Regions from separate parts of the Homo sapiens genome. Here region 2 is linked to region 1. Evidence: chromatin contacts called from ENCODE Hi-C or POLR2A ChIA-PET data. All regions are on one chromosome and are shown on one strand. Each heading gives the region's core, a stretch centred on a gene start or an enhancer-like site at or near the end of the contact. The rest is flanking DNA. Distances are from core to core; before and after follow the strand shown. Region 1 overlaps TCEA3 (transcription elongation factor A3). Region 2 overlaps ASAP3 (ArfGAP with SH3 domain, ankyrin repeat and PH domain 3).

What was found. Hi-C counts contacts between places; a loop is a spot of excess contacts on that map. ChIA-PET counts read pairs that join two places held with the same protein, here RNA polymerase II (POLR2A). Pooled maps may share reads with other maps.
Region 2: a loop to region 1 is called in a map of PC-9, with 4 times the contacts of the local background. The contact joins two enhancer-like sites. A Hi-C loop is called at or near these places in 1 of 168 maps with a recorded cell type or tissue (PC-9) and 1 of 50 pooled maps. POLR2A ChIA-PET finds 5 or more read pairs at or near these places in 7 of 52 experiments (BJ, K562, MCF 10A and 4 more).

The regions. Positions count from the first base shown.
Region 1 is chr1:23,400,749-23,407,002 of GRCh38, forward strand. The region is part of intron 5 of TCEA3 (transcription elongation factor A3); the gene reads right to left. Among named protein-coding and RNA genes, the nearest start is that of TCEA3, 21 kb to the right of the region's middle. RefSeq lists an enhancer at 3,282-3,331. Within about 2 kb of position 2,368, at least 31 of the 41 ENCODE cell types and tissues checked have a DNase peak (open chromatin) inside an H3K27ac peak, as active enhancers do.
Region 2 is chr1:23,449,909-23,456,162 of GRCh38, forward strand. It overlaps ASAP3 (ArfGAP with SH3 domain, ankyrin repeat and PH domain 3), which reads right to left. Exons shown (of 25, transcript NM_017707.4): 2 at 6,214-6,254; 3 at 5,973-6,118; 4 at 2,789-2,863; 5 at 1,571-1,620. Among named protein-coding and RNA genes, the nearest start is that of TCEA3, 28 kb to the left of the region's middle. Within about 2 kb of position 3,068, at least 13 of the 41 ENCODE cell types and tissues checked have a DNase peak (open chromatin) inside an H3K27ac peak, as active enhancers do.

The sequences.
Region 1 (6,254 bases), core at 1,118-3,617:
GGTCTTACCAAACTGAGCCCTTGTGGAAGCGCCCAGAGAGCTGCTGCATTTCCTCACTCCAGGAGGCACCATTTACATTAGTAGCTTGGTACCTCCTGTAATTATACAGTGCACAGCCTGGGCAGCTGCGCCAGGCAGCCTTGGGGCCTGGATCCACAGCTGCTTCTCATGTTCACTTTCAGGCTGTGGACATGCTACTTCCTTTCAGGAAGAAGAGGATTCTGGACTTCTGACAAAGTCTCTCAGGCCCAGGGAGTTGTGTCTGAGAGTGAGGCTAACTGAGTAGCCCAGGCTTCTCAGGATCAACAACCTGGAGTTACCAGAGAATCCCATCCAACATCCTGCTGGGCACAGCTCAGTGTGGACTCTGCTGGTGACCTCCCTGTCCCCCACCTCTTGCTGTTTGGCCTGACCTTGGATCTCCTCTTTCACCCCAGACCCCTGGACCTTTGGGATTTTTGCATTCTCTAGAGACTTGAGGTTCCTCAAAAGTGCCTCCATGCATACCGGTGAGGTGGGCTGGGGATGGTAAACTCTGTTCTTGTAAGGTTTACATTTTGAATTTCTAAAAATTTTGTCCAAAGGGATTCATTTCCTAGCTTTTATTTATTTTTAATGCAGTTTGAAACTTACTGTCCTAGATTAATCTAGCCTTAATTCTACCCGACCCTGCCTGACAACTGGGTTGCCTGGCAGCATGGTGGAGGGACAGGGAAGCTGAGATCCAAGCAGATTTCTCCTGGAGTCAGATTGCAGCAGGAGGTTTGGGTGAGGAAAGGCTGGACAGGGCGTGAACTCGCGGGGCTGTTGGCATCCAAAACGGATGTTCCTGCCCCCAAGCCTGATCCTGGTCACAGGGTTCCCACCTGAACAGTCACAATAGCCCCAAAACTGGTTTCCCTGTGTCCTCTTCCCCCACTATAATCCATTTGCCAAAGAGCCGCCAGAGGGACTTTTCAAAAATTCACAGCGGATCAAGTCACTCCCCTGCCTCTAACCCTCCAACACAGGGGTTCCCACCCCCTGGGGCCACGGACTGGTACCAGTCTGTGGCCTGTTAGGAACCGGGCCACACATCAGGAGGTGGGCCCTGTTGTGAACTGCGCATGTGAGGGATCTAGGTTGCACGCTCCTTACGAGAATCTAATGCCTGATGATCAGAGGTGGAACAGTTTCGTCTTGAAACCATCCCCTACAAACCCTGGTCCATGGAAAAACCGTCTTCTATGAAACCAGTCCCTGGTGCCAAAAAGGTTGGGGACTGGTGGTGTAACAGCTTCCAATTATTTTTAGCATAAAGTAAAACTCCTGGCCGGGTGCAGTGGCTCATGCCTAAAGTCCCAGCACTTTGGCAGATCGAGGTGGGAGGATCACTTTGGTCAGGAGTTTGAGACCAGCCTGGCCAACATGGCGAAACACTGTCTGTACTAAACATATAAAAATTAGCTGGGTATGGTGGCGCATGCCTGTAATCCCAGCTACTCAAAAGGCTGAGGCACAAGAATCGCTTGAACCCGGGAGGTGGAGGCTGTAGTGAGCTGAGATCATGCCATTGCACATCAGCCTGAGTGACCGAGTGAGACTGTGTTTCCAAAAAAACAAACAAAAACAAAACCAAAAGCTCACCACAGCCTCCCAGCCCCTGCACGTCCTGCCCCTACCCACTTTCTGATGTAATCTCATGCCATGCTCTCCGCATGGTTTACGGAAGGCCTCCACAGCACTGCTTCTTTCTGTTCCTTAAACATACCCATCCCTCCCACTGCCGGGCCTTTGCACAGGCTGGTCTTCCTTCCTGGAATGCTCTTCCTCCTCCAGGTCTCAGCTCGCATGAGGGAGGCCTTCCCTCACCACCTCAGCTGAGGCTGATGGTCCCCGCCCTGTAATTCTCTAGCACATCACCTGATTTCTCGCTTTTACAGCACTTATCCAAGTGTATGATTAGCTTGTTTATGTGTTTATAAACATCGTCTGCCTCCATCTCCAGATTACAGGCTCCAGAGTATTGGGACCCTGTCACGGGTTCACCACTGCATTCCAGCTCCTGTAACAGTGCTCTAGGTGGACACTTGATACATCATTGCTAAATGGATGGATAAATGAATAAATGAATGAATACATGATGAATTGAGGAACTGACCACAGAGAGATGAAAGGCACACCCAGAGGGTCCCCCAGGGCTGAAATGTGGAAAGAGGAAGGTCCTCTTTGGAAGGACAGTGGCCCCACTCTCTGGGCCTAAGAGAGGGATCTCTCTCTCTGGGAGTACGAGAGGGATCTCTCTCAAAGCCAGCCTCTGTCAACTCCCAGGACCCAGGCAACGCCATCTCCTGCAGCTGGGATGGTGTCTCGCTGACCTGTGCGTGCCATTGCACATTCTCAACAGCTATGACTCACCACAGGAAAACTGTCAGGGGAGCCTGCAGCATGCTGCTTTGAAGGAGCCCCAACGAATGACAGTAATAATGGTGGTCGTTTTTGAAACGACTGCACTGAGTTGGTTTACTTATTAAGAACCTAGTCTCTGGAGCCAAACTCCCAGGTTCACAGCCTGAGACCAACACTTTGTAGCTATGTGACCTTGGGTGAGTTCCTTAACCCCTAGGTGCCTCAGTTTTTTTCACACGTAAAATCGGAATAATAATAGTACCCATCTTATGGGGCAGATGAAAGCAACTAAGTGACAAAGTATTAGGCAGTTTACATAGATAACCAGGTTTCATATGAGTATTATTACAAAGTATTATGTATTTATTGAGCATTTACATGGTTTGGGAACAGTGCTGGGTATTTCATTACCTCATTTAATCCTCACAATGACCTTGAAAGGGGTTCATAATTGTCTCCATTTTACAGATCAGTAGACTGAAGCTCAGAGAGCTGAACTGAATTATCCATCCAAGTTACTGCCCCAAGTTATCCATCCAACTAGCAAAGGGTATAGTCAGACCACGAACCTGCCTGTCGCCCTTCCAAATTCTTTTCAACACATCAACTGTGTCTTTAAAAGAGAGGTTTCCAGAGTCCTCCTACCTGAGCAAGACTAGGCTGTTTGGAGCATTTCTTCCCACCTTCCTGGCAGGGCACACCCAGCCCTGGTCCCGCCTCCCCGGTTAGGAGCTGGCTGGCTGGCTGGAATTCGTGTCTGGGCAGCATTTCAGGCAGCCACACTCATTTTGCTTTCAATGCACACGCCTGGGAACTGAGCCAAACTGCAGAGAGGGCATCATCGGCCGGGGTGGGAGGTTGGATTTATCAACAGCTTCCTTCTGCTCCCCGGATGTGCCCGCACCGCACCAGTCCTTAGAAAATCCTCCTGCCCCAGGTCTGAGTAGAGGCATCTGGAGGCCGGGCCCGCTGCTTCTGTGCGCCACCTCGAGGGCATTTCAGTTACTGCATCAGCGAGCATGCTCTGCAAATGGCAAATCATTCTGATAGCCAGGTAAAAGGACAACTGAGAACAGTCAACTTTCTCCCCTGTCAACATGGTATCCTCCGTGGTCTGCTTCCTGGTACTCCAGCTACAGTTCCCAGAGCATCGTGCTCACTCCCACTTCCACACCTTTGGGTGTGCCATTTCTTTCTGCTTGAAATGACTCTCCTGACTCGCCTCCCAAACTCCTCCTATTGACTTTCCATTCTCAGCTCAAATACTTTCTCTTCCACGAAGCCTCCTTTGACTTTTATAGTCATATTGAGACATGCTTCCTATGTTCCCACGGTGTTTTATACCTACCCCTTTCTAAAAACATGCATTTTGGTGTCTGCCTCTGCACTCATGGTTAGCCCTAAGAAGGGAGAGGTGATGAGTTTCAACCTTTGCCTGGCCTTACAGGTCAAAAATGGGTGAGCTACAAATATGTTTTGTCTCCCTATTGTGTCTTAGAAAAATGTGAATATGTTGCTGATACTGAAAACTGGGAGTTTTGGCCAGGCGCGGTGGCTCACACCTGTAATCCCAGCACTTTGGGTGGTTGAGGCAGGAGGATTTCTTGAGCCCAGGAGTTCGAGACCAGCCTGGGCAACAAAGTGAGACTCTGTCTCTACAAAAAAAAAATTTTTTTTAAGTTAGCTGGGTGTGGTGGTGTGCACCTGTGGTCCTAGCTACACGGGAGGCTGGAGCAGGAGGATTGCTTGAGCCCAGGAGGTTGAGGCTGCAGTGAGCCCTGTTTATACCACTGCACTCCAGCCTGGGTGAGATCCTGTCTCAGAAAAGGTGGTGTCGGGGAGTTCCATATGAAAATCTAGGTGTCTGGCTTTTCTTTAAAAAATTGGAAGACATGGCACCCTGGACCTGCATTTCCCCAAAGCAACAATCAGCTGCAGTGGGGTAGTGGCTGCCCCCTTCAGACAGGCACATACTTTCTAGTTTGCCATGATCTCCACTAGTCACCCCGTGTATGCATGTGCTCTTGATCCCCAGAGAATGTTGAATTTGCAAGGAAGTGCTCAATAGATGTGCTTGCCAAATCAATGAATGGATGAAAGAACGGAAGAGAAAAATGAAATAGAGAAGTAAATCATGCAGGAAACAGTCTGGGTAGGAGACAAATTAATGAGATTTGCTGCCTGGCACGGTGGCTCACACCTGTAATACCAGCACTTTGGGGGGCCGAAGAGGGTGGATCACAAGGTCAAGAGATCGAGACCATCCTGGCCAACATGGTAAAACCCCGTCTCTACTAAAAATACAAAAAATTAGGTGGGCATGGTGGCACATGCCTGTAGTCCCAGCTACTTTGGAGGCTGAGGCAGGAGAATCACTTGAATCCGGGAGATGGAAGTTGCACTGAGCCGAGATCGTGCCACTGCACTCCAGCCTGGCAACAGAGCGAGACTTCATCTCAAAAAAAAAAAAAAATTAATGAGACTTCCTTGTGTCCCTTTTGGTTTCCTACCCTCAGTACTGAACCAGCAGGAAATGGCACAGCTTCTGGAAGGACAAACAGATTCTGTTTGACTGACCTTCAGAGAAAGAATGCATTAGGGGAGGGAGCCAGGAGATTTCAAGACCATGAAGACAAAGTCAGGAGAGGAGTCTGGAGGCTCAAATCCTTACATGAATGTCGAGTGTTTTGATTACAGCATCAAACCTAGAATGTCATTAGTGACCAGTGTTTCATCTGGGGATAGGATGACGCTTCATTATCCAGGAAAGTCCTTCACTCTCCGGGGCACTTGGCATCTCTGGTTCCTGCCACGAAATGTCAGGAGTATCCCCCTCCTTCTCACCTTACCCCTACTTTGGCCCAAGTCATAGTGACAACCATAAACGCCTCCACACATTTCTAAATGACCCCTGCTGAGATCCACTGGTCTAGAACCAGGATGACACTGGAACCACCATTTCTAGGCCTGACCCACATCAGACATTGCTAATTGACTACAGAACTTTTTCTACAGCCTCAGACTCCCTCTCCAATCAGCACTCCAGATAGCTTCCATGCATCAGCTGGAGCTGGCTGCCATGTTGGAGGTGTGCAATACAGCCTAGGCCCGTTGAATCTTCATAAAACCTTAAACAACCTAATTTTTGTGTCTCTAATTTTCTTTCCAATGGCAATCTTACTGATACATTAGGCTTAAAATAATTCTGCAGCTCTCACACCTACTCTCCCAGAGGCCAACACCCTTATCATCCCACCAAGGTGCCCCAAAACCCAATGTGGCCCATGGACCCTAATCGTTCTCCTTGATCTGCTGCTTGGCCACTTCCTGGCCTGGCCTGCTCTCCTTGGCCCTGTTTCTCCTGCTCTGACCTCTGACCACTCTCTTGGACCACACTTCACACCCACTCCTTTATCCACAATCTTTCCTTGGTGCCCTCATCCAGGTTCTTCAGATGTCAGTTACACACTAATGACTCTACAATTTTTGTTTTGTTTTGTTTTGTTGTGTTGTGTTTTGTTTTGTTTTGAGATGGAGTCTCGTTCCATCCCCCAGACTGGAGTGCAATGGCGCAATCTCAGCTCATGGCAACCTCCGCCTCCCGGGTTCAAGTGATTCTTTTGCCTCAGCCTCCTGCCACCACGCCCACTAACTGTTGTATTTTTAGTGCAGACGGGGTTTTGCCATGTTGGCCAGGCTGGTCTCGAACTCCTGGCTTCAAGTGATCTGCCCGCCTCGGCCTCCTAAAGTGCTGGGATTACCGGCATGAGCCACCGCACCTGGCCTTGACTCTGCAATTTATATTTCCAGCTGAGACTTTCTTCCTGAGTTGTAGCCTCATATAATCCAACTGCATATTTGACTTC
Region 2 (6,254 bases), core at 1,818-4,317, 50 kb after region 1:
TAACGGCTTAGTTAAGGTAACTCAGGAAGAAGAGGGCCATGTGGCCCCACAGCAAATCATGAAGACAAGGTCAGCCTGTGCCCTCACTACCCGTCCCTGGGCCTCCAGTGAGAGCAGATGGCCGTGCCCCATCACAGGCAGGGATAGGGCCCCACAGGGATGGCCACACAGTGTCTACACCCTTCATCACAGGATCTATGCCCACAGCTGGGGCTGGAGATGCTTGTGCAGGGACAAGATGTGACCTTGCCTCAGACTTGGAGCGGTGCCATGGCTCTGGGAGCTGAGGGAACAATAAAAAGCTCCAGGATCTACTTCTTGAAATTGATCCTGCAAAAATAATTATGAGTAGGGACAAATATTTAAATCCAAGGATGCTTCTCCAATGACAGGAACAGATTAAATACATAATGGCTTATGCAGGTTTTGGCACACCCGTTTGATTGATGTGGAAGAATATGTAATGGTGTACAAAGATGGCCACAATGTATTTTTTGAATGAAAAAAGCAGATTACAAAACAGTATGTTGTTATGATCTCATTTTTATAAAAACATTTCTTCATACATAGAAAAATAAATGTTAAAATGTTAATATTTTAGGCTTGAAAATTAAGAATTTTTCTCCTATTTTTGGGTAGTTTCTCCCCATCCAACCTTTTTTTTTTAATGATGAAAACTGCAATGTTACCCAGACCTTGTAAAAAAAAAAATTCAAACAACAGAGAGTATTATCCGCCTGCCATAACCCTAAGCCTCTGCTAAGGATGATTAATTTTTTTTCTTCTTTTACTTCTCCATATTTTCAAAATTATTCATAATAAGCATAAATTGCTTTGGCAAAATGCAAGAGAAAACAAAATTTTACAAAAAAGCACAAACAATGCTCTACAGTATGGGCCTGGCTGGGCAGAGGGCAAAGGCTGGGATCTGGACAGACTCCTCATAAGACAGAGCCCAAGGAGTCTCTGCCCAGGAGGAATTGGCCACTGGTTGACTGAGGCTCCTTCTTTCCCCATGATGTCCCAGTAGCTGGTGAGAGATCTGGAGTATCGTGTGGTGTGCACAGGACACAGAAAGCCATTTCCTTCTCTAGATATACCAACTGACACTGAGGAACGAGGAGCAAGGGGCATAAACCCCAGTTCTGCCTCTGCCAAGCTGTGGGGCCTTGGGCAAGTGACTTAACCTCTCTGAGTCCTCCTGTGGTAATTGTGATACTAATACCTCTCTCACACATGACAGGGTGACTGTGAAGATTAAATGGCCAGCACGCGGAGGTGTTTGGTCAGTGCTAGCTCCTTCCCATCCCTGCCCATGTCTGGCACCACTGAGCAGATGGGACTCTGAGAGCAGCATCCTGAGGTCCCTTCACAATAGCTCCTTTGGTGGTCTCGTGGCCCAGTCCCCAGAATCCAGTCAGGTCTGGGTATAAACAATCTGCTGTAAATGCCTCTACAGAGCCAGATGTCACCCAATTCTGGATGACATGTCTCGGCAGCATTTAGGTTCTTCCCTATCCAGCCTAAGTGCTACTCTCCCAGACAAACGACCCTGGCTGTGGCCACTTACATTTTGGCTTCATAGTCCTTCCATGCCTTCTCCAGCTGTTTTTTGGAATCCTGTGGGTTAAAAAAGGACAATTTGCCCAGAGGGAAGCTGGAGCACTGGAATAAACAGTATGCTCTGCTGCCTGTAGGAGGACCTGCTAGTGTGCTCCCCTGAGCTGCTCAGAGCCCTTCTCTAACCAGCCCCTGCCCCCACAGTCCTGCTGCAAACCTGCCCCCACCAAACAGGCTCAGCTGACCCCATTTCTCAGAGCTAAGGCCCTCCTCCCAGCAGACCTTCTCCTCCCCAGAGATGCCAAGAATCAGTCAGGTTTGGTGGGCCATGGCTTGGGGTGTGAAGAGATCTTTGGGCTCTACCCTGAGTCCTCTTGCTCAGAAGAGAGATCAGTCATGACCATGAGGATGGGAGGATGAAGGCCAAATTCCCCCTGCCTAACTTTAGCCCAGCATTTTCTCCTGCCTGGTGCTAGATCATCCTCTTAGAGCAAGGGTACAGGTCAAGGAACATGCACAGAGAGGTTGAGAAGTCTACCCCAGGCCATACAGCAAACCAGGGAGACCTGACTACCCCCTGCCTAGCTTGCCTAAGCCTCATCCAGCCAGGCTGCTCACACCCTTCTGAACAACCCCGAGACTCCCAAGGTGAAAAAGCTGCCTGTCTGGTTTGTGTGGTTAGCAGGCTGGTGCCACGCTGGCAGCCTAGGGCAGGGAGGGAACCCTCTTGGGGGAGCACGGCTCCTCCCCTGGGCCGTCTGGGGCAGATTGCCCAGAGAGATTATTCTGTCACCTTCTTTGAGCTCCACTCTGCATCCAGCCAAGGGCTGCCAGGCACAGAGAAAGCAGCTCGAGTATGGGATTCAGGATCCCTGGATTCCCACATGGGCTCTCTACTTCCTAGTTATGTAAACCATCAGCAGGTTACCTAACTCCCTTGGCCTCGAATTTCAACTGCAAAATGGGGATGAGTGTACCCACAAAGCCTACCTCATAGGATGGTTGTAAGATTTACATGACATGTTTCACACAAGGGGCCTGGCAGACAGCAGGTCAGCCATCCTAGGCTGACCCGAGCCAGGTCCTCCAGACCTCCCCAGGCTCATCACTCCCGCTAAGACAGCCCCTTCACCTGGCCTCCACCCTCAGTCCAGCCCTGCCCCCCAACAGTCTCCTGCCCACCCCTCTTTTACTCTGTCCCACCACCACTCCCAGCATGGAGACTCACCTGTCGACCGTCCCTCAGCTGCCCCTTCATCAGACTGTCCAGGGGGAAAGAGACAATGTTGTTCAAGTTCTGAATCTGGAAAAAACAGAGACGCTCATTCCCGCCTCAGGTGACCGGCATCCAGCCCCTAGGGATTCGGTGTACAGTGAAGCATCACTTGGCAAAGAGAGCAGCGGGGAAGGGAAGTAGGGGAGAGGAAAAGATGTTATCAAAGAGATGACAGCCAAGTAAGGGGGACCGTCATGGCAGGAGTGCTGAGCCTGCGGGGGGGGACTAGAGGATCCAGCTCTGGGGTCTGCTTAGGATGGCTGACCTGCTGCCCGCCAGGCTTCCTGTGTGAAAGGGGGCAGGAGGGGAGGCCGAGGTGTGTCAGAGTGAGCCCCTTCCCTGATGGCTCCAGCCTCATCGCTGCACTGCTCCAGCAGCATCCCACAGTCAATCTCTCCCCTGTTCCTCGCCAGGAGCAGCCTCCCTTCTCCTCTCTGACTCTCTCAAGTTGACCTGTAGTGCACGTCTGTTGTTCTGGGCTGGCTAACGCTTCAGAGCCTCCCCTATTAATGGTCATAGAACCCCCTTTCCTGTGGGGAACTCCTCCTCTGTGGTCAGATGGGGTAAACGCAGAAGTCAGATCTGAGCAGGGCACCCCAGCCCCAGGATAGAGGGACTGGATAGGGAACAGGCACGCACCCAAGCCAGCCAATCACAATCCTCGCTGGGATTTTTCTGCCTAAGTTGTGGGAGAAAGACCATCTTTATTTTGGTAAGATGGGCATCTGGGCCTGCTGGGCTATCCTGTCCACTGAGCAGAGACAGAGAAACTACCTTAAGAGGAAAGGATAGAGCCTAAGCCAGCTGCGCCCCTGGACTTCTCATTACAGGGGCTAATGAATTCCCTTTTAAAAATTTAACCTAGTTTGAGTTGGGTTTCTGTGATTTCGCAACCTAAAGAGGCCTAATATTTCAACCAGCTTCCAAGGTACAGCTTGGGTCTCTCCTCCTCCAGGAAGTCTCTCCTGGCTACTCCTCCCGCCTGGTCTATGCTGATCTCCCCTTTTCTGAACCATGGCAGCACTAGGCCTCTGACACCAGCTGCTGGGTCCTTGAGTTTGTGCCATGCTGCTGGTATTTCTTGACACTAGTCCACACCCTAGTTTTTCTCTCCCCCACTAGACTGTGGCTCTCTGAGGCAGTCTGACACTTTCCTGTGTCACCAACCCCTGGTACAATGTCCACTAGACAGCAGACCCCCAGGAAACACTAGTTTGACTGAAACAGGGAGAGAAGAGGTGAAGACAAAGAAGGACACTAATTCAATTGAACTCAAACACTATTTTTTTTTTTGAGACAGGGTCTTGCTTTGTCACCCAGGCTGGAGCACAGTGGTGTGATCACACTCACTACAGCCTCAACTTCCCCCAGGCTAAACTGATCTTCCTACTTCAGCATCCCGAGTAGCTGGGACCACAGGCATACGCCCCCACACCTGGCATTTTTTTTTTTTTTTTTTTGAGATGGAATCTCGCTCTGTCACCCAGGCTGGAGTGCAGTGGCATGATCTCAGCTCACTGCCACCTCCGCCTCCCGGGTTCAAGTGATTCTCCTGCCTCAGCCTCCTGAGTAGCTGGGATTACAGGCACCTGATACCACACCCAACTAATTTTTGTATTTTTTCGCAAAGACAGTTTCACCATGTTGGCCAGGCTGGTCTCGAATCTCTGACCTCAAGTGATCCGCCCACCTTGGCCTCCCAAAGTGCTGGGATTACAGGCGTGAGCCACCGCACCCGGCAATTTTCATACTTTTGTAGAGTCAGGGTCTCACTACATTGCCCAGGCTGGTCTAGAGCTTCTGGGCTCAAGCGATCCACACACCTCAGGCTCCTAAACCACTGGGATTAAGGTTTGAAATGTTGCACCCAGCCTCAAACACTGTTAAAGGCTTTTTACATGCAGGACAGTGTACGAGGCACAGCTATGCCAAGAGCTATAACAATGATAGATTTTATTAGGTTGGTGCAAAAGTAATTGCTGTTTTGCCATTAATATAATATTAGCCAACATTTACTGAGCGCTTACCATAAAGTAGGCACTAACTTGCTTAATCCTCATTACCGCTCTGTGAGGTAGGCAGCATTATTATCCCAGTTTCACAGATGAGAGACCTGGGGCTTGGGCAGACTGAGTGACTTGACCTAGTAAGCAGCAGAGTGAAGATTCCAAGCTGGAGTCTAGGTCCAAGGTTGGGTGCTTAACCACTGAGCACACTGCCTCTCAAGGATGATGTGGCCCCTGCCAACCAGGGAGGATGCTGGGTAGGACTGGAGCCACAAGAGCTGGTCCAGTGCCATGGAGCCTGGAGGGAGATGAGAGGCTTTCCTGGGAGGCAGTGTAGCCAGGCTTATGCTTGGACTCTGGAGCCAGACAACCTGGGTTCAAACCGAACCGTGTGACCTCGGGCAAGCTGCTTAACCTTGAGGTCCTAGTTTCCTAGCCTGTAAGGTGGAGACAACAGTCACACCAGCCCCACAGAGCTGTGCATCCGGATCGAATGAGTGAACACATGAACTAGTGAGAACTGTGCCTGCACATGGGAAGAGCTGCTGTCACAGGGTGGCCTTGAGGAAAGGACTTGAAGGACCAGAGAGGAGGCAGTCACCAAGGAGGCCATCGGGAAGCAACCCGAGGCCACTGGGCCATGTACAGGGGCTGAGACGCTTGTGGAGGCAGGGACAGGTCCTGGGATTTAAGTACGAAGCAGATGTGGATTGGGAAAGCAGAGGACAAAGAGGGAGTGAGGAGAGGAGGAGGCGGTGGCAGCGGTGGTGGTGGCAGTGGCAGCAGTAGTGGTATAAAGGTAGGAACCCCCGAGCCTGTCTCTCCTTTATCCCAAAGCTCCTCCAGGGAACCCTCCCTTGCACGGGGCTCTTCCCTGCTGTGAGACCCCCTCTGCTCCTGGGTGAAGAGAAGGAGGAGAACAGAGAGAAGAGTTAGTTGGGTAAGAAGCCAGAGAGAAAGGAGGATTATCCAAAAGAAGGGTCAGGGCTGGAAAGGGACCTCAGGTCTGAACTCAGGTCAGAGATCAAGGGCAAATTGGGAGAAGGAAGGAAACGGACCCTTTCCCAGTCAGGTTCTTAAGACCACTAGATTTACCCTGAGTCTGGGCAAGGAAGAGACAGGGGCCTCACCAGGTTCTTGAAGAGCGCAGCAACCTCGCGGGTGAACACGGCCAAGTTTAGGAAGCCTGTGGACAGCTCATGGCTGTTCTGGGACAGGTGGCTGTTGCCTAAGGATTCCACGGCCTCTCGGTACTGCTCTTCATTCTCCACATGGCCTGTGGAGGTACAGACGGGAGCTTGGAGTTAGCTCCAGGCTGGGGCTGGGAGAGGGGCTTCCTGACCAGGCGGGGCACCCAGGAGGCTCACTTACCAAGGCCGGAGCTATGGATTGCCCGCACAGCCTTCTTTATT